Regions from separate parts of the Mus musculus genome. Here regions 1, 2, 3, 5 and 6 are each linked to region 4. Evidence: chromatin loops called from intact Hi-C (ENCODE). Cell type or tissue: left cerebral cortex. All regions are shown on one strand. Region 1 overlaps Snx10 (sorting nexin 10). Region 2 holds the start of Gm32403 (a long non-coding RNA gene). Region 3 overlaps Skap2 (src family associated phosphoprotein 2). Region 4 holds the start of Hnrnpa2b1 (heterogeneous nuclear ribonucleoprotein A2/B1). Region 5 overlaps Gm6559 (predicted gene 6559). Region 6 overlaps Snx10 (sorting nexin 10).

Evidence for each region. Peaks named below come from ENCODE experiments on the same cell type or tissue, not always from the same donor. Only the 100,000 strongest peaks of a DNase experiment are listed, where the experiment ranks them.
Region 1: a loop joins it to region 4, with 3 times the contacts of the local background. A loop is called at or near these places in 7 of 42 quality-filtered maps.
Region 2: it touches region 4 in a loop (4-fold over the local background); 2 of 42 quality-filtered maps call a loop at or near these places.
Region 3: it touches region 4 in a loop (4-fold over the local background); 7 of 42 quality-filtered maps call a loop at or near these places.
Region 5: a loop joins it to region 4, with 5 times the contacts of the local background. A loop is called at or near these places in 11 of 42 quality-filtered maps.
Region 6: it touches region 4 in a loop (2.2-fold over the local background); 4 of 42 quality-filtered maps call a loop at or near these places.

The regions. Positions count from the first base shown.
Region 1 is chr6:51,578,707-51,582,706 of GRCm38, reverse strand. It overlaps Snx10 (sorting nexin 10), which reads right to left. Exons shown (of 7, transcript NM_001127349.1): 4 at 2,757-2,857; 5 at 2,307-2,405. Among named protein-coding and RNA genes, the nearest start is that of Snx10, 57 kb to the right of the region's middle. In left cerebral cortex, a CTCF peak has its summit at 2,182 (motif pointing right); a DNase peak (open chromatin) is centred at 2,216.
Region 2 is chr6:51,207,316-51,211,315 of GRCm38, reverse strand. Gm32403 (a long non-coding RNA gene) reads left to right here and starts at 3,965. Exons shown (of 4, transcript XR_001785436.1): 1 at 3,965-4,000. In left cerebral cortex, a CTCF peak has its summit at 2,119 (motif pointing left); a DNase peak (open chromatin) is centred at 2,128.
Region 3 is chr6:51,856,134-51,860,133 of GRCm38, reverse strand. It overlaps Skap2 (src family associated phosphoprotein 2), which reads left to right. Exons shown (of 13, transcript NM_018773.2): 12 at 35-135; 13 at 564-969. The coding sequence ends at 127. Among named protein-coding and RNA genes, the nearest start is that of Gm38811, 150 kb to the right of the region's middle. RefSeq lists an enhancer at 1,520-2,899. In left cerebral cortex, a CTCF peak has its summit at 2,092 (motif pointing right); DNase peaks (open chromatin) are centred at 2,109 and 3,562.
Region 4 is chr6:51,467,203-51,471,202 of GRCm38, reverse strand. Hnrnpa2b1 (heterogeneous nuclear ribonucleoprotein A2/B1) reads left to right here and starts at 1,358. Exons shown (of 12, transcript NM_001374745.1): 1 at 1,358-1,532; 2 at 3,777-3,812; 3 at 3,908-4,000. The coding sequence starts at 1,527. It overlaps Cbx3 (chromobox 3), which reads right to left and starts at 587. Exons shown (of 6, transcript NM_007624.4): 1 at 464-587. In left cerebral cortex, a CTCF peak has its summit at 3,409; DNase peaks (open chromatin) are centred at 580, 1,185, 1,997, 2,136 and 1 more place; H3K4me3 peaks cover 4,000 bases; H3K27ac peaks cover 2,665 bases.
Region 5 is chr6:51,381,838-51,385,837 of GRCm38, reverse strand. All of the region lies in intron 1 of Gm6559 (predicted gene 6559), which reads right to left. Among named protein-coding and RNA genes, the nearest start is that of Gm6559, 4.1 kb to the right of the region's middle. In left cerebral cortex, a CTCF peak has its summit at 1,682 (motif pointing left); DNase peaks (open chromatin) are centred at 654 and 1,683.
Region 6 is chr6:51,551,671-51,555,670 of GRCm38, reverse strand. All of the region lies in intron 1 of Snx10 (sorting nexin 10), which reads right to left. Among named protein-coding and RNA genes, the nearest start is that of Snx10, 30 kb to the right of the region's middle. In left cerebral cortex, no CTCF peak of the experiment used is centred here; DNase peaks (open chromatin) are centred at 1,550 and 2,347.

The sequences.
Region 1 (4,000 bases), 110 kb before region 4:
GAAAACATCAAGAGCCAGGGCTGATGGGAGACCCAAGTTCCTTGAGCTCTCGAAGCAGGATGTTCTCCTCTGTGACATGTGACAAAGCCACATTCAAACAATACCCAGTACAGAAACACCTCTGCAGCAGCTCAGTCCCCACGGGAGCAGATACTGGCACAGTGCTGTCAAAGTTCAGTGCTTAAAAGCACTGCAGGGAGCAAACCCTGGAAGCCGGGCACGGTGGTGCACACCTGTAATCCCAGTCTGGGCAGGCAATCAGGACCAGACTCCGGTACACAGGTTTGAGGCCAGTCTAGATGACATGACACTTTAAAAAGGCCAGCCACGGAGGAGTGATCAGTGGCCTGCATTTCCCTAGTGACATAAACACAGACACCTGCTGTCCCTGAACCTGCAATAGCCCAACAGCGCCCACCCACTACTCCCCTACCCCCAGCCCCAGGGCTAGCCTGGCCTATGGGATTCCCCCATCCTGCTCGGGCCACAAGGCCACACTGTGGCTCCCATAGAGCAGCTTCCAGAATAGAGGCTGCTCTGCAAACGTGAGCTCCATCTCAAGGGAGAGCCATTCGCCACTGGGCACCTTAGAGACGACAGTTAACAGAGTTCTCCCTAGGAGCGGGAGAGATGGCTCGAGGGTTAAGAGCACTGGCTGATCCCCCCAGAGGACCTGGGTTCAATTCCCAGCACCCACATGGCAGCTCACAACTGCCTATAACTCCAGTTTCAGGGGATCTGACACCCACACACAGCCATGCATGCAGGCAAAACATGAATGTCCATGAAATAAAAATAATTATATTTTTAAAATAATATATTATTAAAACATATAAATATATATTATTTATATATAAATATATAATAATAATAATATAAACCCAGTTGTCCCTAAGGGAGAAATGATGAAAGTCTGGACCAGCGCTTTGTTCTGTCACACCTGTGACATGACAAAGGACCCTGCTGTGATGTTTTCAGAGGCCTCAGCTCATCTAACAGCTCCTCTGGGCTTTTCACAGGGGTCACTCCAGTGTCAGTCCTCCCTGTCCGCAGTTCATCAGCTCCCAGCTTTCTGCGTGTCCTAGGGACCTCCTGGAAGGAAAGGCACCGTGCCAATCTAATAGAAACAGATATTAATATTCATGTGCACACTTAGTACCCAGGCCCTTTATAAGCGAGCCACGTGGGAAAAGCAGCGTGCTACTTCAGAGCAGCTCGGGGTCCTACTTAGTGAACTCAAAAGGAGGTAATTTCAGATCCCAAAGCCACCAGAAGAACGGACAGTTGGGGCCTTGCCTCTAACTTGTACTCGCCTGTCTCCTTGTCTACAAGATGGAAAAGCAAGCTCACAGCTGTTTCAGCCCTGAGTACTAAAATAATAATAACTGCCAACACTCAGAAATCAGGTTGTCAGACACTATGTAAGTGCTCTGCAGCTCTCAGCCCGCTTACCTGTCTCGGCCCTTATGGGGGAAGGGCCATCATTGTCCCTGTTTTATAGATGGGACAACATAGGCCCAGAGAAAGGAAAAGGCTTGCCTGACTCCCAGCTACTTAAGTGGCAGACCCAGGATTTGAACCCCAGCAGCCCAGCTTCAGCATCTGTGTGCAAATCCGTGAGTGTCAGGCCTCTAGGGAGGGGGTGAGACAACGGGAAGTTCTGGTGGCCTGGACTCCAGGCAGCTCCCGGGGAAGGGTGGAAGCGTGCCCCATCGCAGAAACCAGAGTCAACCTACTGAGACCACTCAGACGACACACGCACTTGACAAACGGCCCTCTGCAAGGACGAACTGAGCCATGCAGTCAGAGAAGGGTCGTCCAGGCTGTTCTAACTGCTGTATCTGAAGCTAGTTTTAAAGAAGTGTTTCCTGTAAACACAAGGCACGCTTATCTCCTGGGAGACTTTTGTCAGCCAGACTCCTGCGTAACTTGCCATCTGCTTTACCTTGGTTGCTGTTTGCCTGGGTTAGTTATTGTTTTGGGATATTTATTTGTTTTATTTGTTTGACAAGGAATGGCCTAGAACTTACTGCAACGCCTAGGCTGGCCTCAAACTCACAGAAATCCTCCTGCCTCAGATGTGTATGCTGGCGCTGTATCTACTGTGCTCTTAAGAGACCATGTGTTTATTCTGATTCAGACATGCATTATTTGCAAGCGCTGTTCACATCTGTACCATTCGATGCCAGCCACAAGATGGCGCTCTAACACAGGCTATAAATGTCGGTGGCCAGCAATCAGAGCTATCATCTCCCACACAGACCCGCTCTGTCCACATCCCTTGCCTGGTGCAGGCCCTTACTTACTTTCTGAGGAAATCTTCCAAGCCCTGGCGGCGTTGGTCGACATGCTGGCGATTGTTCATGTTGAAAAACAGGTTTTTAGACGGAAGTTCTGGTAATTGTCTGATAAGAAAGAGAAAAGTCGATCACCAATCACAGTGACTTAGCTACAGACATTGCTCAACATGAAGGCATGCGTGCTGTGCACGGTAATAATCATCACACAGCTATCACCTAATTATTGTCGTGTGATATTAATTTAAAGGAGAATCTGTCTTTAAACACTTCTGGGGGCCATTCGTGATTAATATCCATAAAGGCTGGTAAAGCTAAGAGATGGATATTAAATTCAGATGCAGAAGGCACAAAGGAAGCACGCCTGTGCCCTGTTCTTACCTCACGCATCTTAACGCTATCAACTTTCAGCAGAACTAGACTCATGGCTCCCGGTAATTTAAACTTTAAGTCACTTACACCAGCAACGCGTTGCTTTGGAGTCTTTGCCTCAGCCACACGAACTCTCTATACCTTCTTCGTACACAAGATGTTTTCATTGTAAAACACATGCTATTTGTCTGTATAGAAACAGAAAAAACATGAGCCTCACCTAAGGGGAAAAAGCACTTTCTTAATATATATATATTATATCTCATGATGTTACCCTCACTACTCTAAGTAGTGTGCAAGCCATGAGACATGTGTGCATTTATGTGTGCACTGCAAAATCTTTCATGTAGCTTATCAGTCTCAGTCCCAGAAGAAGCCATGACGACAGGAATGAGCAGTGTTAGCCCTGGGTGGGCATGGCCCTCCCCTGACCAGACTCCTGAAGGAGGGAGGCCTGTGCTCTCCTAACGACAAGCATTGTTTCCAAGGATGGATCACTAAGGAAAACTCCAGTGGGCATGTTTGCCCACCCTGTCATCTCAGACTCAGGCAGGAGGCAGGAGGACTGAGTTCAAATCCAGCCTGGATTACACAGTGAGATCCCATCGTGAGAAACACACACGAGCCCTAAAATGCACAATGCTCCAGCGCATCCACTGCATTTTTAACCCCACGTCCAGGCGTCCGTGGATCAGCACTGACTTCCTGCAGCTCTTCACAAAGCATCCCAGACATCTGCAAATGTCAGCCCTGGTTCTCCTCCAGGAAATGACATCAGCTCTGAGTGGGGCAAACAGGGTGGACATGAAAAGGACCAGAGAGCACCTGACAGGTATAGCTGACAACACTGTCACCAGCTAGCGTCTGTTTCCCCGTAGCAGCCCTGAGACAAACTTGGGAAACAAACAAGCCTAAGTCCCCAGCCTAGGCTAAGCCACGATGCCTCTCCTCTGGGTAAACCCCGAATGAGCAGGCGGTCCCTCTGGGTACCACAAAGCTGACAAACAGCTGGGTCTGCTAGATTCAAAACACAAGCCATCTCGGCTGAGTGTGGTGGCTCGCATCTATAACCCAAGGACTTGAAGAAGCTGAGGCAGGAGCATTGCCTGCCACCTGTTTGGGCGACAGGGTGAATTCCAGGCAGTCTGAGCTATAGAGTAAGATCCTGTGTAAAGCCTCAACCATTCCTACAAAACAAACAAACAAACAAAAATACCCTCTATTTTATATATTCACTTTAAAAGAAGATCCACTTATAATCATTACATTGCTAAATGAGAAATTAGCTTTTGCTACTAAGATCTTCATTATTTCAAAACCTACCCTGCCAG
Region 2 (4,000 bases), 260 kb after region 4:
TCCAGGCCTGTCCTCAGCCCCCCTTTTGGCGGAAGAATTTTGTGGGTCTAAGTTCCCACGAAGGTCACTAGGTGGGCAGAAGTGGGTGGGGAGGCTGTGGCCAGCGAGCAGAGCCCCCAGAAGCTGTCCACACTGCTGCTGAGGTTGAAGACAGTGTGTGTTTGCTTAGAACTGTCTAGAACACACGGGAGAGGCGTTATGGGGAAAAAAGGGGTCTTGGATGGGTAAAACTGTGGACAAAGAGCCTCTTAGCAGAGACAGCTTGGTCCTACCTGTAAACATGAGTGGTGAAGGGCAGGGGCTGGAAGGGTAGAAAGAATGTCATAGGAATCCCAAGATTTCTCAGGTGTGGAGGACACCCTGGCTTTGACACTTCCCAACACCCAAGTAGACTGTCACTACAGAGAACTAAGTGAGACTTCAAGATCCTAATGGTCAAATCTCCATTTTTTATTTCACGGAAGCCATAGTCTTCCTAGTATATTAGTTAGTGAGTGCTGACTGACTAATGTCCCTAGTCCCTAGTCAATCACAGTGGCTTAGCACAGTCGAAGTCACACCTTGATCATGGTCCTCCCTGATTGAGTTTGTCAGTGCCCTGAGAGGGTACCTCTCACACAGCAACTCAGGGGGACCTGCTGACTTTCATGCTGTGGCCCCATGGAGCCAAGGGCTTGCTGCTGGGTGTCTGTATTCTGCTGACACAGATAGAGGACCTTGCAGGTGACAGGCAGACCTGCTCACATTCCTTAAACCTTTGTTGAGTCCAAACCTCACCTGGAGAGAGACTGGGCCACGGCACCTTGCACAGGAAGAAGATTGAATGGGCTTGGGCATGCATAAAGGCGGGTCAGCCATTTGTAGGTGGGTCAGCCATTTGCATTGCTGACCTAAACATGGAGATGAGTCAGTTGACAGCTATTTAATGAGTGATCTCTAATAATTCAGGACTTTTGATCTTTGGAGGCCAGAAGACTTGATTTTGAATATTGTTGTGTGATCTTGGGCTAAGAATTAAGCCTCCAATTGTCCTGTGGGAAATGGGCTATCTCATGGGGTCACTGTGACCATGAGATGAAACAAGAGACAACAATGCGCATGTGACAATGCATGCTTAGTCGTGGGAGCCTTTGGGACTGGATGAGAGGAAGAAAGGAACACTCTCTTTGTCCTGTTTGGATTAGCCATGGGTGCCAGCGAGGCCCAGCCGGGTCCAGAGACCATCTTCCTCGAGACAGCAAGAACGGCTTTAGTTTTCCCAATCTCTTGCTAAATTTCAGTTATGCATTTTGATGGACCTGGGATTTGGAAAAGAAAAGCAAAAAAATCCCCCAGCCCACGGCGCCCATTTTCTCTGATCAATAGAAATCCAGGCACTTAGCAAAAAGCCCCAGCAAATTATCTTTGTTCTGTCTGAGACTGCCACATACAGAAAGCAGTGGCTTTACTGTTTTTCTTTTTTAATATGTATTTCTAGAGGCAGTAAAAAGAAACAATCTTTTTAAAAAATCATTTAATTTTTTTTACTTCAGACCTGGGCCACGGGACTCGACTCCGGTGCCTGGTGTGTCCAGAATATGGCAGCCATGAAGGGTTTCCACAACTATTTACTGATTGGATTAGAAGATGAATGAAAGCTGATACCTGGGTAATAACAATTAAGATAATGCTGGAAACATGGAGGCTATGTGGGGGAAGTACAGCAGAATAAATGTGATATTTCCTAAATGGTTTCTTCTCTAGTAAACAACAACAACAACAACAACAACAACAACACACACACACACACACACACACACACACACACACACACACACACACGGGAGTGGGAGAGGAGAGAGAGAGAGAGAGAGATCCTACACAAAGCAACGTGAAGAGGAAGACAAACTGCCTTTCTTAGCACATTGTCTTTTCAAATAACCTTGTAAGCCTCCCTAGTTAATCTTTGTAATGATGGGATATCTAAAACAATAAACAAAATAACTTCCGGTGCTCAGAAGGTTAACAATTTTTATTTTGTCTTGGTTTGTTTTTATTTGTTTGTTTTCTTCAAGAAATGGTTGTTCAATTTGAGGTGGAAAAAAAATGGCTCCTGAAATTGCAAAACGTGGTCCTGTAGTGCCCCCTGGTGTCTATTTTATGGAATTGGCAAAGCCTGAATTGTGTTCCGCCCTAGTCATTAGCATAATCTTGACTTATTTATGAGCCTGAGCTAGATTCTTTTAGAGAGGCGTCCTTACAGGCTGCATCAACCCCCCTCCCTCTCCCTCTCCCTCTCCCTCTCCCCCCCCCCCCCCTCTCTCTCTCTCTCTCTCTCTCTCTCTCTCTCTCTCTCTCTCTCTCTCTCTCTTCCTCCCTCCCTCCCTCTCTCCCTCTCTCTCTCTCTCTCTTCCTCCCTCCCTCCCTCTCTCCCTCTCTCCCTCCCTCCCTCCCTCTTCCCCCCTTCCAACTGGCGCACTACCACACTATGAAAGCAATTGTATGTCAATGTTAGCATAGGATTTAAACTGAAAGCAGTATTACATTGGAAAGAAGCCTTTTCACCTCAAAAAATATTAATGGCTTTCCTTTAAAAACTATTTTTCAGAAAGCAGATTATTAAGCAGTTTCTTTTGTCCATAAAGATATTCTTTATAAATCGGTCTAACAGAGGACAGTTTTAATTTTAATTTTAGAGATTTATTATCACATGTAATAATTAAGCCATTTTCTTTTTTTTTGTTGAGAACCATTCATTTATATAAAAGATATACAGAACCAGTCTAGTTTGTGAGAATAAATAGATCAGATAAATCCACAATAATCCAAACGGCAGGACTCTGATGCCTAAACACTGACACTAAAATTACACTTAGAATTATTTAAGAGGGGGGAGGTCAATTTAGTGCAATTGGCAGGGTTTTTTTTTTTAAAGGGCTAAATGTTATCCATGGCCTTCAGGAACTCCAGACCTCGGGCGGAGACACATTGGCAGTGCTCACCGTATGAAGCAAATGTAACATAAGAGGAAGCACCCAGGCTGAGAGGGAGGAGGAGAGACGTCCCCAGAAGCCACGACTTTGGAGGGCTGCAGCGGCAGAGGAGGCAAGGGGGAGCGGGACATGGCACGGGTAGAGTGGGAAAGAGCAGAGAGCCAGCACAGCAGGGAGGGGGTGAGCTTCTGGGGTCCTACAAGGAGCCCAGGAGGGTTCCAAGGAGTAAGGCAGAGGAGAGGCATGAGGAGCAGCCTATACCCTCCCCCGCTCTCGCCTTCCCGCACCCCACCCCGCCCCCCCTCCCCCGGTACCAGCTGGAGCTGACACCAGATTATCAGTGAGATGAGTCTCAAATTCCCTTTCCTGGCTTTCCAGGAACAGGGAGATAAAGAGCTTGGATATCAAGGAAGAGGCACAGGGTGGAAGGACAGAGGACTCTGTCCTATCCTCAGACAAAGCTCTGGTTGGGCGATGCTAACCTCAGGCGTGCTTTGTGACTTCTCTCAGTCTTAGTCCTTTCTCCTGTAAGGCAGACGTGATAATCTCTTCTTCATGGGACTGGAGAGGGCGTGGGGGGCGTGCTTGGCAGAGGGGCTGAGACTGCAGGTGCCCTGAGAATGGCAGTTACTTTCCACAATCGGGGAGTCCTTGCAAGGACTTTCATCATAAAGCGCCTTGTCTGGCTCCGTGTTCTTATGTGACTATAGCGTTGGCATCTAGGCTGGAAGTGTCCTGTAAGTCAGGGCCACCTCATTATCACAGGTGGGTGCAGGGAAAGTGAAGGTCAGGAGGACAGTCTAGTGTGCGTTTGCCACAGCTAGGTTCAGTGATGAAAGCTAAAAGCTGGAGGAGTCTTTCCCATCTCTGTTTAGGGAAGTCCATTTGCATAATGGTATTAGCCAAGCAGGTGAACAAAGACAGGCTGCAAGGCTGGAAAGCCCTGGGTTGGAGCTCCAGTTTCCCTGACTCCATGTCTGTTTGCTCAGCTGGAAAACAGTGAGGCGGCGACTTCTCTGAGACAAGAC
Region 3 (4,000 bases), 390 kb before region 4:
CTCGTGGCTAATCCTGCGTATTGTTTTCAATTAGGAATACAATAGATATGGCTGGTGGGTAGGAGAGATGAAGGGAGCCATTGGCTTGGTGCCTAAAGCCTACCTAATGGAGATGTATGATATTTGAGAGTCTGGGTAAGTACATTTTAATCCAATATTCTGTAATAGCTCTTATGTTCTCTTGCTCTCTTCCTTGTGTCTTTGCCTTTTTAAGTCTTTGTAGTTTTCTGATAACATAAGTATGGTGCCCCAAATCTGTTTTTATTTTTGTTTTATTTTGTTTTGCTTCAGCTTTAATTTTTAAAAATAACTCTAGAGAATTTACTTTGGAAGTGAACAGATTACTTAAAGTTCCTTTGATAATAACCAGCTGTGTTCGTAAACCTCCTCCTAGCTAGTAAAATGCCACTTTTATGGCCTTCCTGAGGAAATTAATTGAAAACCGTTGAGCAAATTTTCACTTTTGTTTGAGTAAAAATGTTTTTTCTTTCTAAGCAGGATAAATAAAGAGCATTTCTACTGAAGAAGAAAACTTAAATGTAGCTTTCTCTTTTTGCCTGCAGAGAAGTCTTGTGTCTGTCTGCAAGTGCCTTGGAACATGGAATGCCTGAGTGCCTGCTCGGAGCCACCTTCCTTTGGGTGAACATTCCTGCCTCAGCTGCCATTCGATGTAGTCACGCACTAAAGCACTCTGATGTCAGATTGAGCAGGCAGTGATGGGTTACATTAGATACAAGCAGTAGAGATAAGACCTGTTGCTGTTTTGCAAATAATAATTAGTTTTAATTTACCCGTTTGGTTTGTATGGTAGAATTCACTGTGATTGTACGTGAATCTTAGTCATTGAAGCGCCGGTGAGGGTTGCTGTTTCTCTTAGTCGCTGGGTGTAAGTTATTTTTAGAGTGCCACAAATAATTTCCTAGACTTTGTACATTTTGAGTCAATAATAAAGACTTCTTTAAAGCTGTAGAGATGACTTAGCCTGGTATTTTATTCTTCATAGAGTAATAACATGTTTTCATTAAAGAAGTTGTATAGACTCACGGGTTTACCTGCTGTAGGTAAGAAAGAATAAACCGGTGCTTGAATTACAGATAGAGGGAAAGTGGCAGCCTGCTGTCCGCTGGCGCACAGATCAAACCAGAGCCGGGTTGCTGAAAGCCCTTCAGTATCCTAATTTGATGATGGGCTTGCCAGTGTTTTCTAATATAATTTTATTTAAATTTAATGAAATCAAAGATTCATAAGAAAGCCCATTTACCATTAATACAATGGTATAAACAACTTGGGCATGTTTTCAGAGTCCGAGGCAGGCAGGTATTCGCTGACCTCTCTGACTCTATCACTGCACTATCACAATCCCACCGCTAAGTAGCAGTCCTGGCCGAAACTCCTGTGCGCTGCTCTGGACCAAACGGAAGAGACAGACTCTTGCGGGATGGCAGCAGTTGGCAGCCAGCAGTGAGTGAAGGGAAGGCTGACTTGCTCTCTGATACTGCTGTTGATGCATGGGTAAGGGTTGCAGAATCCTGACTCTTTCATATATAGTTAAAATTGGGGTGTTTTTAATCATCTCTAGAGACGGCAGGAGAGCCTTACTCTGTCTCAGATGCACCAGTGACTAGATATTTTGGAGTAAATGGGATCTACTATTGAATCATTCTAGTGCAGGTTCTAGCTTTTGCCTAATTTTGCAGGTCGGAATGCAAATGGGCTGATAATATTTTTTAAATCTCCACTATTTATGTAAAACTATATTTACAGGCAATAGTAGAGTGTTTATTTTACTGTTATACTATGTATGTTGTGATCACTCATTTTCCAAAGTCAAAGAAAAAAATCCTGTTTACCTATGTAGACATAGTTCAAGTTTTCAGAAATTACATTTGTACAGTTACTCATTTCCTACTAAAGTGTCATCTAAATAGGTTGAAATCATCTTGGCAAAAGTTAGACAGGCAGAAATTAATTCAGTGGTTCATCTTTCAGAGCCAGCATGGTTGAAAAGCCAAGCCTAGCCTATGGTTACGGGGTTGTGCCTTTAACCTAAGTGGCCAGCAGATGGCAGCAGCTTGTCGTTTGCACGTGGACCCACTTGGGAACCCCTCCCCCACCACAGCCGACTGAGAGGCCGTGTGATTTCCGTCTTCTTTTCCAGTTAATCCAGGAGAGGGAGTCCTTTGCCAACGGATGGCCCCCGTTTCCAGCACAGAGGCCGCTCTTCCCAGAGCCGTGTGTGGCCTTTGTTCTTTTCTAAACGTGAATATACATGGGAGATAGAAGACTGGAACCAAAGGCCTTTAAAATTGGGAAAGATGAGAAAACCTGCCACTCCCTGTGCTTTAAGTGCGCTTTCTGTTGAGTTGATAAACTCATCTTTGTGCTATGAAGAAGTTTCTCTCTACCCTTGACAGTACATCACATTCTCTTCAAGATCATAATAACATCATTAATGTGAATTTAAACAACAGGGCTTGTTAGAAAATATGCTAATTGTTATGTTCTCATTATGTTTGCCTAGCTTTTATTTGTTTTTCTATGAACAGTTAGAGAGCTAATTTTTCTGAAAGGTGATTGTAAGTCATATTTTATATAGCATTTTGCTTGATGGTTTGCTCTGTACTGAATTTGTACTCTGTTGCCATTAGATCTTACAATAATGTTCCACTCTGCAAATTTTTAAGGTTCAAATAAAGTTTAATTGTTTGCAAACTGTTATGATGCTAATAATTCAACAGCCTGCTGTGTTACTAATGAAATTACTTTGTTATGATTAATTTGGAGAATAGTGTGTTGATTGTAGTAATTAAGCACAACAAGGTGAAGTAAATGATGCTAATGCCATCTGGCCTCCAAACCGAATGAAGAAATGAAATAGGGCTGTCATTTGAATTTATTCAAAGAAGTAAGCATCGTGCACATGGCTCCCATGTCTGTGGGGTTTGCACTTAACCACCGCTCACCCCACCCCATTTTGACCACTTTTCGGCATATGACAGGTTTGTTTTTTGTTTTTTGTTTTTTTAATGAAAAATGGTGTTGGTTGTCCAGTAGTTGATGTGAATACTTGGTTTTAAACTGATTATTTTAACTGTAATTCAATTACAGATAATTACATACAGTACATAGGAGCGTAGCGAGGAGAATCACTTTGCAGCCATCTGTAGGTAAAGTCGGTACATGTGGGCCTTTTTATTTTCTGTCAGTGGAGAAACACTTTGGCCCTAGCCCTTCACAAGTAGCCCGGCTCCCTTTGCTTGTTTTAAAGTGTTTGTCTTTACTGGTGGAGTCTACTCTTGTTGCTTAGGTACAGCCATGAGATGTGGTACAGCCTGGAGCAGGGCAAATGGTCTCCAGTAAACACCTGTGAACTGCCTTGATACCCTACAGTAGGTCAAGACTTAAGATTTAAGAAGAGGGGAAAAAAAGAACTTGATCTTTGTACCCAGACAAACAAAAACCAAACAGCCACAATCCTTCGCAACCGGTCCTCTTTCCTGAGGCCTTAGCAGCTGGGCACCGGGTTTGTCGGTTACCGAGTGTAGCAAAAGTGTAGGTGACTGCAACATCAAGCTATAGCACTGTGCTTAGCCACGTGTTCAAGGTTATGTAACTTTTTCAAGTGAGAGGCACAGGTGGCTCAAGGAGCTTGGAGCAAGCATGTAGCTCCTCTTTCCGAGCACCCTAAGCTACCACTGCCTTCATTACCCTCAGGCAATGTCAGAGGAGCCAGCTCCCACCCTGTACCTTAGAAAAAAGCCCTGTAGAATTTCACCTTGGGTGGATCTGATAAGAATTTCAGAGTCAAGTGTGGTGGCATGTGGCTGTGATAGAGGCAAGAATATCAAAAGTCCCAGGCCAGTCTGGGCTACATAGTATCATCCTGTATTAAAGGGAATCAATAAAGGAAAAATCCTAAGAGGAAAAGTTTCACGGGTCCAATTATAATATAATTATTGTGCTTTAAAAAAAAAACCACAAAAACAAAACCAAACAAACA
Region 4 (4,000 bases):
CCCGGTCGGGAGCCCGTCCCCCACCCGAGAGCGCGGGCCTCGTGGTCAGCGCCTCCGCGGGGAGAAACAAAGGCGGCGGCGGGGGCTCAAGGGCACTGCGCCACGGGCCCGCGCCTCCCCCATCCGGCGGCGGCCACGTAGCCGGGAGCGCGCCGCAGCCCGGAGCCTCGGGCCTCGCAGCTGCAGAGCCTGAACCGCTCTCTCCCTGCGGGCCTGCGACGAGGCTGGGGGAGGGGAGGCCCGCGCTTTGTCTGGAGTCTCGGTAGCTGTCATCCGGCTCCCACCCTCATGCACAATTGTCCCATCTCCCCCACGCACCGGCGCGGCGCCCGCCTCAGCGAGGCCCCAGCCGGTTTCCCGCAGCCCGCGGCCCACGGGGCTCGCAGCCTCCCCGCAAGCTCGGACGCACGGAGCATCCTAAACCCCACCACACGCAAGATCGAAAAAAAGCAAAGGCACGAACTTCACCGCTCCGATGCTCAGGGCCGCGGATCCTGCAGAGTCTCCCGCCTGCGCGCTTCGGTTCAGCCACATCCGAGGGGAGGGGGCGCGGGCAGCTCCGCCGGGGGGGAGGGGGAGCACCGCCCACGCCCTGGCCGCGCGGGGCCCGCCGGGAACGCGTCCTGCGGGGGGCGGCGCGCGCAATGCTCACCGTCCGCGGCGTGGCGCCCAGGGGGTCTCCTGGCTGGGGGGAGGGGGGGGAAGGCGGGCAGGAAGGACCGCGGAGGCCTCTCTGCGTCTCGGAGCGCGCCAAAGCGGGGCTCCACCCACCTCCTTGCCCGGATCTTGAAGGCCGGGGAGATAAACAGCGGGGTTCTTTAAGCACCACCTCTCACTAGGCGCGGGATCCCAAGGCTTGTGGCATCCGGGGTGGTACTTGGACTAAAAGTCCTTCTGGGAGGGACCGAGTGAGAACCCCTTTGGGACGTGTAGAAATATTTGTGTGGTTCGAGAATATTTGTGCGGACGGGCTTGGCAAAGGCGTAGCTGCAGAGAGCACGCTTGGGTGGAGAGGGCCGCACGCCCCAGCGCCGGCCTAAGCCCCTCCCGACGGCGTTATTTCAAACTGCGCGACCGTTTCTCCGCTCCCTACGCGGAGGTGGGGGCCGGACCTAGTTCCGGACGTAGTAACACGCCGAGCGCGAGCCTTCCGCAATTCACGGAACACAGTTGCGCAAGTGATGTAAAGCAGTCCCGCTGTACCTAAAGGGGGAGTGTCACGTACTTGGCGTAAGGAGAGTGTAGGCCCTTCCCGCCATTGGCGGCGGTTAGGGCGTTTACGTAACGGCGTGACGTAAGCGGAGACGCGTTAGTGGGGGGAAGGTTCTAGAAAAGCGGCGGTCTCGGCTCCAGCGGCAGTAGCAGCGGCGCCGGTCCCGTGTGCAGGAGCTCCTTTGCGGCCCAGTTTCTTGGCCATCGCCTGCTCTCCCCACAGCGCCAGGACGAGTCCCGTGCGCGTCCGTCCGCGGAGGTCTTTCTCATCTCGCTCGGCTGCGGGAAATCGGGCTGAAGCGACTGAGTCCGCGATGGAGGTAACGGGTTTGAAATCAATGAGTTATTAAAAATGGCATGGCGAGGCCGTAGGCACCGCAATGGAAACCGGCCACCCGCCTCCGTGGTCCGGCGGAGGGGATGCGGCCACTCGAGTGGCGGTTGGCCTTGGCGAGTTTCTGAGGGGTCGTTGGAGGAGGCCTCTGATTGTCCGACCGCCTTCCCCGCCCTCAGCCGCCCGGCGCCATTTCCCTCAGTTGGGGTGGGGGATGGGAAGTGCCCGCCGCGACCGGGCTGGACCGCTAAAGTAGCGCGTGAGCGGGCCATCGCTGGCCTTTCGATGTGCGCGGGCCTAGGGGCTCGGTTGTGTTCGCGGCGGAACGTTTCTGGGGCCCCCCCGGCTTCCCGGAGCGAGTCTGCGAAGCTTCCCCTCCCCCCTCTCCCGGGAACCGGATTTGGCGGCCGCCATTTTCCCGTCTCCTTCCTCGCCACGATTTTGCTTTCAACGCTTTAGGTTTACTAGTTTGGTTTTCTTTTTTCACCACTGCGTAGACGTGTTTAGCGATTTTCCTTTCTTTTGGAAGTCTTCATACCGTTTCGAGGTGGATTTAGCGTTTTGAGCTTGGGTCTTCAGCGTCCTGCGCACCTCGCTAAAGGCTCTCTGCCTTCCCCTCGACGAAATGGCGCCATTGCTTTCTGAAGCCACCGAGGCGCGGGGTGGGGGCGGGGTGGCGGCGCTCCACGAGCTTTACTGGAACAGGCAGAGAGAACGTAGTACAACCGAGGCCTGGGCGGGTGGCTGAAGGCAGCGTCGCTGCAAAGAGACCGTTTTATTTTTCATAATACGTAAGATTACGGGTGCTGTAGTAAAGCACTTGAGCATTAGTATAGTAGGAGGAAGTCAAAGTGGAAAAAATGGGAGCGCTCATCAGGAAGCTAGGGAGGCTATGTTGAGTGCAGGGTTACTTTCCTTTTATTGCAGAACTTTTATCTGCTTAAAGGATCCTCGGATCGAAATAATTCAAATTATAAGCATTTTTAAGGGAATCTTCGAATTTGTTGGTAAAGTCAACGGATCCTTAGCACGTGGTGTTCACTTTAAGGAAGTGAAATAGCTGACTTTTCATAGTTAGCCTTCGCTTAAAGCCTGGTTCAGTGGACGAAAATCCACGTCCTGGCTATATAAAAACTTAGTTTGGGGTCACAGTGTTTGAGCGTGGTCATTCGGTTTTTTTATTTTTTATTTGTTTGAAATTATGATGCATCATTACACTGATAAGCATTAGCTTTCGAATTGAAAGGGGTCTCCTTGGTTATTTTCTTTGACTCTAAGCACACTTATAAATAAAATAACCTTGTTTATAATCGATAGTGGACGTCTGGTAAGTTTGGAAAAAACCCGAGGTAAGTAAAGAGCTTTTGCTTTCGTTAGTGATATGAAAAAACAAGGTGTATTTAATACTTGCAACTTAGTTTAAGGAAAGCCAATTTACTGACATTTTAGTAGAGCTACCAGAAACACTATTTGGAGTCCTGATTAAGGCTTTTGTAACTATTTTGACTATTTAAAACAATTTTGGTCGTTTTTATTAAACATTTCAAAACCTAAAAATTGTAAACATTGGCTTTTTGAGCACATTTTGGAGAAACTTACAAATTTAGGCTATACAGTAAAATAACGGATTTGTTTTATAATTTTGCTTTTTCATTTCGTTGTGCAGTCATAGGTCCTGGATAGTATGACCTAATTTATGAACATCTTGATAAGTTTTTGTACTTAGCTATTGGAAAGCCAGTATTAAGTGCCTGACAAAACCAGATTTAAGGTGATATCTGGAGTTTCAGCATTCTTCATGGAGCTTGTTTCAGAGTTGCAGGATTTTTTTTTTTCATCTTGAGATACTTACAATTAACACCAGAGGGGGCAGCTCAGGGAAAAGCAAATATGCCACTTTTCAGAAACTGAATCTTGGAAGTGGTGAATTTGGAAACAGGTTTTTTAAATTTTTTTTAAATCTAAAAAGTAGTAAATTTTGGACTTGGGTTGTAGAATTTAATGAATTACAAAAGAATTCTTTAATACCCTTTAAATGACCTAAGAGCTGGGTATGGTTTTTCTGAATTTTTTTGAAGAAAATCTAAGAAAGTTTACGTGAATTAGAAGTTAGATCGAATATTAGTGACTTTGAAACTTGTATAGCTCAGGCAATTTTTGGTGTAACACAACTAATATGCAGTTTAACATATGGTTTAAATTTGATGTAAGTTTTTTTTCTCCCCCCCAGAAAACTTTAGAAACTGTTCCTTTGGAGAGGAAAAAGGTACTCTACCAGCAGGTCACCTCATATTTAAGAATTTAATTTCCTGCATACAAAGAAAGTGTAAATAAAAATTGAAATGGTATTTCCCTTTGCAGAGAGAAAAGGAACAGTTCCGAAAGCTCTTTATTGGTGGCTTAAGCTTTGAAACCACAGAAGAAAGTTTGAGAAACTACTATGAGCAATGGGGA
Region 5 (4,000 bases), 85 kb after region 4:
AACAGCATTTGCTTTGATCGATTGGATTAGAATCTTAAGTGGAATTTTGAGTGTCTTCAGATAATATTTTGAGTTCTTAGGGCAGGGGTTTTTAGTTTGGGGCACTACTGTATCAGAGATCCTGAATGAGCAGGTTTCCCAGAAGAGCTGGGCCGGAGGAAAAGCCAGCCTGGGCTATGTAGAGAGACCCCTGTCTTAAACAAACAAGCTAATGAAGTAATGTCCCAGCAAGCTTGGACCTACTTGGGTGTAAGGAATGCCATTTCCCTAGGCCCATATGGATATGCTGAAAACTGGGTCTAAATAAACATATATTATCATATGGGGTGGGGCGGCTCAGCAAATAGTACTGACTCTTTTCTGGATTTTTAAGTTTGGAGTTCTAGAGGAGCAGATATGACGGGAAAGGCCAGGATCTCTGTTTCACACAGTGGGTTCTTTAAATGTAAGCTCAGTCCATCACAAGCTTAAATGCTGTCTTCGGTATCTTTCCCACCCCTAGGACTTCCAGAAGGAGACGTTTGACCTCTGCTCAGGACGGGCTTTCTGAGTTCTTCACAGAAGGGGTCCATTCATCCTGTGCACCAGATGGCAGACTTCATCTCTGGAATTCATCTGCTTTCTAGGCTCATGTTGCCAATTCATGAACGTGACTTACAAGGAGGGTTAGAGATAGGCTTAGCGTTGGTTTTGCTTTGTTCTGTTCTGTTCATTTTATTCGAATGTTTTATTGTGATAAAAAATACATAACATGGACTAGAGAGATGGTATAGCCATTAAAAGCTAGGCTCTCAGCCGGGCGTGGTGGCGTACCCCTTTAATCCCAGCACTCGGGAGGCAGAGGCAGGCAAATTTCTGAGTTCGAGGCCAGCCTGGTCTACAGAGTGAGTTCCAGGATAGCCAGGGCTACACAGAGAAACCCTGTCTTGAAAAAAAAAAACAAACAAACAAACAAAACCAAAACCAAACACAAACAAACCCAAAAGCTAGGCTCTCACAACCAACTCTTTAAAATGCAGATACCATAAAATTTATCATTTTAACCATTTTAGTGCACAGTTTAGTGGTGTTAAAGGCACCCCACGTTCAATACCAATAACTCTTTTTATATTTTTTTCCTGATCTTTTTACTAGATATATTCTTTATTTACGTTTCAAATGTTATTCCCATTCCTGGTTTCCCCTCTGAGAACCTGCTATCCCCTCCCCCGTCTCCCTGCTCACCAGCCCACCCCCTCCCGCTTCCTGGCCCTGGCATTCCCTTGTATTGGGGCATAGAACCTTCACAGGACCAACGGCTTCTCCTCCTATTGATGACCGACAAGGCCATCCTCTGCTACATATGCGGCTGGAGCCAACTCTTTTTATCTTATAAAACGAAAACTCAACTTCCTCATCTCAGCCCCTGCAGCTACCAGTGTGAGCTTGGTTTTATATGGTTCCCTGGAAATTACAATATGACATGTCAATACAGTTTTTTTTTTTTTTTTTTTTTAGGGAATACGGGCATAATTTCACTATATTTCTCCACTTAAAAAATTGAGGAAGGAATTTCTTTGTCTCGGACCAAATTAAAGTCCCTCGGGGACAAGCTTGAGAGCGGGTTGGTCGTCTTTAACTGCACGCGGAGCGTCGGAGCAACTTGGCCAAGAACAAAGAGCCCTGTTCACGTAGGCAAAACAGCGACACCTGCTGATCGATCGCAGAATTACTTTTCAGACAGATTGCTGAGGGTTTTTTTTTTTTTTTTTTTTTTCCTGTCTCACTGTGTACTGGCTTCTATTTGGAAAAGCTGTTGTCTAATCATAGACTATGAATGTTATTTGTTCGAGTCAACTCTGGGATTAGGCACACGGTAGCCAGGCAGGTGCTGGTGCTCTCTCAGGTCTGGTTCACAGCAGGTGGGCGGGCATGTGTGAGCTGCTTGTCCTGACCTGGAGCTTCACCAGCTTCTCTGTGACTGCCAGCTTCTCTCCTTCCACTCTGTAGGGAAAATGTCTCTACCGATCCCTGACCCTGTTCACACTAACCCCCTTTCATAATGTCTTAGAAAAAAAGAGAGACTTTCGTTGCAACCTCACTCCTTAAGTGGCCTAGGAAGGAAGAACGTGCGAATCTTTCTCTTTGATTGCCCTGCCTTTAATTAAATTACACCTGCACGTTCTATATATGCACACACACTGTGACTTACATATATGATCCTTAAGGAGAGGCCCAGGATATATTTAAATCCTAATCTTACCTGATATGTCCCTAGCACGTTCCCAGCCTCATGTGTTTTTGTTACTCAAGCTTGCTGACAGAGGGAAACCTCCTGAGCTCCTGCTATGGTGGGTATGAAACACTCCCTCTCCCAAGTGGTTTCCAAGTCGGGTTGGGTTGTGAACTCTGCCACCCTCTTTTCCCTTCCCCAATTGAATCAGAATTTCTGGAGTTAGGACTCAGGAACCTGGATGCGTGATAAGCACCCAGGTGATTCCTCTGCTGCATTGCCAAGGATAACCTTGAACTCTGTGTGTGTGTGTGTGTGTGTGTGTGTGTGTGTGTGTGTGTGTGTGTATGAGAGAGAGAGAGAGAGAGAGAGAGAGAGAGCACAAGCGAGAGAAACAGAGAGAGAGAGGGAGAGAGAGAGAGAGAGAGAGAGAGAGAGCATGCTTACAGCAAGTGGAGGTTGAAGGACAGATGGAAATTGATGCTGGTCCTTACATTCTTCTTGTTCCACAGAGGGTCTCTTTGCTGGCTTCTGTTGGGTGAGCTGGACTGGCTGATTGATTCTTGGCTTCCCCTCCTGCCACAGATGAGTGCTACTGCTCTGAGCTTCAGGTGGCTTCTGGGGTTTGGATTCAATTCCTCCCTGGCAGACACTTTACCCACGGAGCACCCACTTTCCCACCCCCCGACCTTGAACTTCTGCTCCTCCTGCCTCCACTTCCGGAGCGTGGGGATTGGATACCTGCGTGCCTTTTCTCGTGGTGCTGGAATTGCAGACCAAGGCTTTGAGCATGACAAATCACCAGTCTCTTGAATCATAGCTTGAGCTATGCTGAGACTTGGGGTATATGCAAAGACACATACACAAATATGTCCCGGAAACAATTGTATGTTTTGACCGCTGATACTTTGTCTTCTATCTCATCAAAAGACTTTCGGTGCAGCCCGGGCCTAGAGTCTTTGGCAAGAGTCTGCCGTGGCGGCTTCTGCTATGCCTGTCACTGTGCACACATTCCGTGTGCAGCCATAGCTTTCCTTCTTTCTTTCCTGCTTGGCCACTCCATATGTCACCGCTGGTGACATTACATCTAAAACTTTTCAGACGGAGTCACACAGCTACTCCCTGAACAGGAAGTCACTTTCAGATCACCTAAGGCAAAGTGGGGGGTCTCGACCCAGTGCAGGTAAACTGCACAGTGAATTCCAGGCTAACCTGAGTCACATGAGGCTCTGTCTCAAGAAACCCCAGAATATTTTAAAATGAAAGTTTCTGTCTTTGGTGCTTATTAGCTTATAATTGACAGAATATTGGGAGAATGGGTAAAGCAGGTCCGCCACAAGGCTTAGCCATCTGAGTGGATGCTGATTGGATGGATTGTGAACATCAGCTGTTACCTGTCACCTGACTGGAGAGCCTCAGGGAGTCCCTTTCTCATATTTAAAAAAAAAATGGAATTAAACATTCTTTTAAATTTAATTTTTATTTACGTATGCATGGGAGTGTCTGTGTGTGCAGTTGTTGCATGAGTGTGGGTGCCTGCAGAGGCCAGAACATAGTGTTGGATTCCCTGGATTTATAGGCAGTTGCAAGCCACCTAACGTGGGTGCTGTGAACCAACCTTGGGATCTCGTCAAGAGCAGCAAGTGCTCCTAACCGCTGAGCCATCTCTCCAGCCTTTGCTCTCCTATCTTGACCCAGCGCTTGCCATTATGACATTAGCCATTCTCAGAGTCTGGCTGAAAACAGGGAACCAAACTACCTTTGTTAGGGGTTGAACCCCTTCATTTC
Region 6 (4,000 bases), 84 kb before region 4:
CGCATAAGTTTGGACAAACAACCAATGTGTACATATGCAGTAAAGTTTTTTGCAAAGACACTGCCTGGCCCAGGCATGATAATGAGGCTTTGAGAGTATAACCAATCAGATGTGAGACATGCAAATGAGGTATGATAATGAGGCTCTGTGAGGTACAGCGAGAGAGTAGCCAATCAGATGAGGAACATGCAAATGAGGCTTAGTGCATAACCAATCCGGGTGTGAGACATGCCTCTCCTAGGCCTATATAAGCAGCACCAGTTCTGGGCTTGGGGGTCTCTTCGCCTCTGCAATCAAGCTCTCCCAATAAACGTGTGCAGAAGGATCCTGTTGCAGCGTCGTTACTGCTGGCCAGTCCAGCGCGCGCAAGACAAAGTGAAACTCTTCCTCAAAAAAAAAAAATTGGGAGCTGGAAAAATGGCTCAGTGATGCTGGATTCTCTGCAGCCACAGGAAGGCTCACAACCATCCATAACTCCAGTTCCAGGGATCCAGTGACCTCTTCTGAGCTGTGTGCCAGGTATGCACATACATACATGCAGGCAAATACAGGGACGAGAAAGGTGACGTAACAGAGGTGCTCACTGCCAAGCACAACAACCTAAATTCAACCCCCTGCATGCGAGCAGTGGGAGAACCCGCTCCTCCAAGTAACCAGCTAGATAACCGACACACGCACACGCACGCACAGGCACACACGCACACACCCAAACACTCACAGGAACTAAGTTAGCTTCGCTTCTCTGTGCTCCACTTTCTCATAAGATACTCGGCTATTTTCTTTCCCTTTCCCCTCCCCTCCCTTCTTTTCTTTTCTTTTCTTTCCTTTTTTCTTTTCTTTTCTTTTCAGATTTATTTATTATTATATCTAAGTACACCGTTACTCTCTTCAGACACACCAGAGAGGGCATCAGATCTCATTACGGATAGTTGTGAGCCACCATGTGGTTGCTGAGATTTGAACTCAGGACCTTGGGAAGAGCACTCAGTGCACTTAACCGCTGAGCCATCTCTCCAGCACCCTCGGCTATTTTTCTAATTTAAAGTTTTAAGTGACTGCTGACTTCTTATGCTCATATTCTCAAGGACACTAGGTATTTCACTAGGTTTTCTGGGGAGCAGTTTTCTTACCTGCTCTGCACTGGGCAGGGCAAGCACGCTCCCACACATCCCCAGGGCCCCCAGGGCTCTCGGAGGACAGGATCCTGTCCAGGGCTACAGTCCCTTTACCCTACTTTTGTGACCCTCCCTAAGGATGAGTTGCAACACCAAGGATGTGTGTTGGACTCCGGAGAAGCCAACCCACAAGCTGGGTGCCTCAGGTACCACCCCGTGGTTAGATAATTGTAGCTCTCGGCAGGCATTTGAACCAGGAAACCTCGGGGCACTGCTTGGAAGCACTTAGGGAAATAAGCCGGGAAAGCGGTTACCGGAAATGGGAGAGATAAGGATGTCCCAGCCAAACGGCTCAGAGGTTAATAGTAAAAAGATGTGGAGAAAAAGGTATGGGCCTGAACAATGCCTGTCACAGACCCGGCGCCTGTGTGTGCTGCCGCTGGGTCTGACGCAGGGACCTGCATGCTTTGAGCTAGCATACCAAAATTTGGTCTGAGTCACTGTTCCATTGCTGTGAGCAGACACCAAGGCCAAGGCAACTTATAAAGAAACACTAGAAAGGCGTGGTGCCACGGCTTTTAATCCCAGGCGGATCTCTGAGTCTGGGGCCAGCCTGGTCTACAGGCAAGGCTACATGGAGAAACCCGGTCGAAAGAAGGAAAGAACGAAAGGAAGGAGGGAGAGAGGGAGGGAGGGGAAGAGGGGTGAGAGGAGGGGTAAGGAGGGGAGGAGAGGGAGGGAGGAAGAGATAAAGCTAGCAGGCACTACCTGAGGGCTTGCTTACAATTTGAGACTTAGTCCTTGGTCATCAAGGTAAAAGGTATGGCGGCAGGCAGGCATGTCTCTGGAGCAGTTGTTACTGCTTACACGTAGTGGTGGGGGTTTTTGAAACCTCAACGTTCACCCCCAGTGACAGAGCTCCTCCAACAAGGTTACACCCCCTAATCTTTCCTAAACAGCCCACTTGGAACCTCAAACATTCAAATATGAGCCTATAAGCCATTTCTAGTCAAACCAGCACAGACTTTTAGAGGCTATTTGTATGAAAAAGAAAAAAAAAAAAATCAACCAAGCACTAACGTTCAAATCTCTAAAACATGTGTTAGAAGTTAAACTTGTGGTGCCAAACGTGACCAAATTTAGGGTTTAAAATTAGCAGACAAGAAAAAAATGAACTTCACAACTATTTTGACAACGTTCTGCTTGGAACAGGGTGCAGATCTGCACAGCGAACGCATTGGGGACTTTCCTCCTCACGCTAGAAAAGACGCCATTGCAGTACAAAGATGGGAAATGAACCACCGTGAGGAGGAAAGGTGACAGAACTTACAGGAACAGCAGAGGCAGGCCGGGGCGGCCACCAGAGCGAGCGACATGCTGGTAATAAGGATGTCCTTGTGGGCGGTGAAACAGCCCTCGCCTCCTAGCAAGTACCCCTCCCACCTTCTCAGAGATCTTTATGCTACATGGCTCCCTTCCCTCATGATCTATTTGAGTCCCTCTTGCTTATTTCCTTTTTTTTTTTAATTTGTTTGTTTTTTGTTGTTGTTTTTGTTTGTTTGTTTTTACGAGACAGGGTTTCTCTGTATAGCCCTGGCTGTCCTGGAACTCACTTTGTAAACCAGGCTGGCCTTGAACTCAGAAATCCGCCTGCATCTGCCTCCCGAGTGCTGGGATTAAAGGTGTGCGCCACCACGCCCGGCTGCTTATTTCCATTTTAGAACAGCTGGTAAATGCAGGCGTGGTAGTTCATGGCTGTGATCCAGCTCTTCTTCAGGAGGCTGAGGCAGAAGGATGCTGCCCAATCCAAGCTAACCTGGACTACTAAGTATGACTGTTTCAAAAATAAGCAAGTAAATAAAAAGAGGGGAAACTGACTGACAGCAGGGTATTTGGAGTTCTCTCATGCCCCTCCTGATCCTTGCCAAAGGATTTTTTTTTTTTTTAAAGATAGGGTTTCACCTGGTGTGGAGTGGAGGCACACAGATTCAAGCTTAGGTCTTGGGAGGTGGAGGAGGGGTGGGGGATCAAGAATTTAACAGCAGGCCGGGCGTGGTGGCGTACGTCTTTAATCCCAGGACTCAGGAGGTAGAGGCAGAGGCAGGTGGATTTCTGAGTTTGAGGCCAGCCTGGTCTACAAAGTGAGTTCCAGGACAGCCTGGGCTATACAGAGAAACCCTGTCTCGGAAAAAAAAAAAAAAAAAAAGAACTTAACAGCAAGCCCCACACAAGCATGAATTGCATGAGACTCAATAAAATAAATTTGAATTAAAATTTAAAACAGCATTTATATATATATAATCAGAACTAACAGACAAAACACTGTCAAAGAAATCTCAGCACTCAGAAGACATAGGACCAGGAGTTCAAGGTCAGCCTTGGCTATGTGACACAGTCACAACAGCCCTTCCTTACCCCCACAAAAAGAAAATTAAAGGAAATCTAGCTATGGAGAAAACATCCTATGTTGTTCATGGCTCAGAAAACATTTGGGCACTCACTAGCCCAGGCAACGTCTTTCTTCAAATGACTTTCTGAACTGAGTGTAGTAGCTCACATCTATAACCCTAGCATTTAAGTGTCTGAGACAAGACTGTCATAAGCCTGAGGCCAGTCTCAGCTATATAATGGGTTCCAGGCCAGCCTAGATTACCCCACATCTATATTCGGATATATACTTTTTATTTGCTGACAAGAGACCTAGTATAGTTAAAACAATCCTGAAAAGGAAGCAGGAAGAAGGGCTTCTACTTCCTGATTTGCAAACCAACTCCAAAGCTGCAGTACTATGAAGCACAAAATGCTACAGGCACACGGGCAAAGGAAGCCGGTATACGGATCAGGTAAGCAGAATGTAAAGTCCCCAAGTAGACCACGCTTCTGTG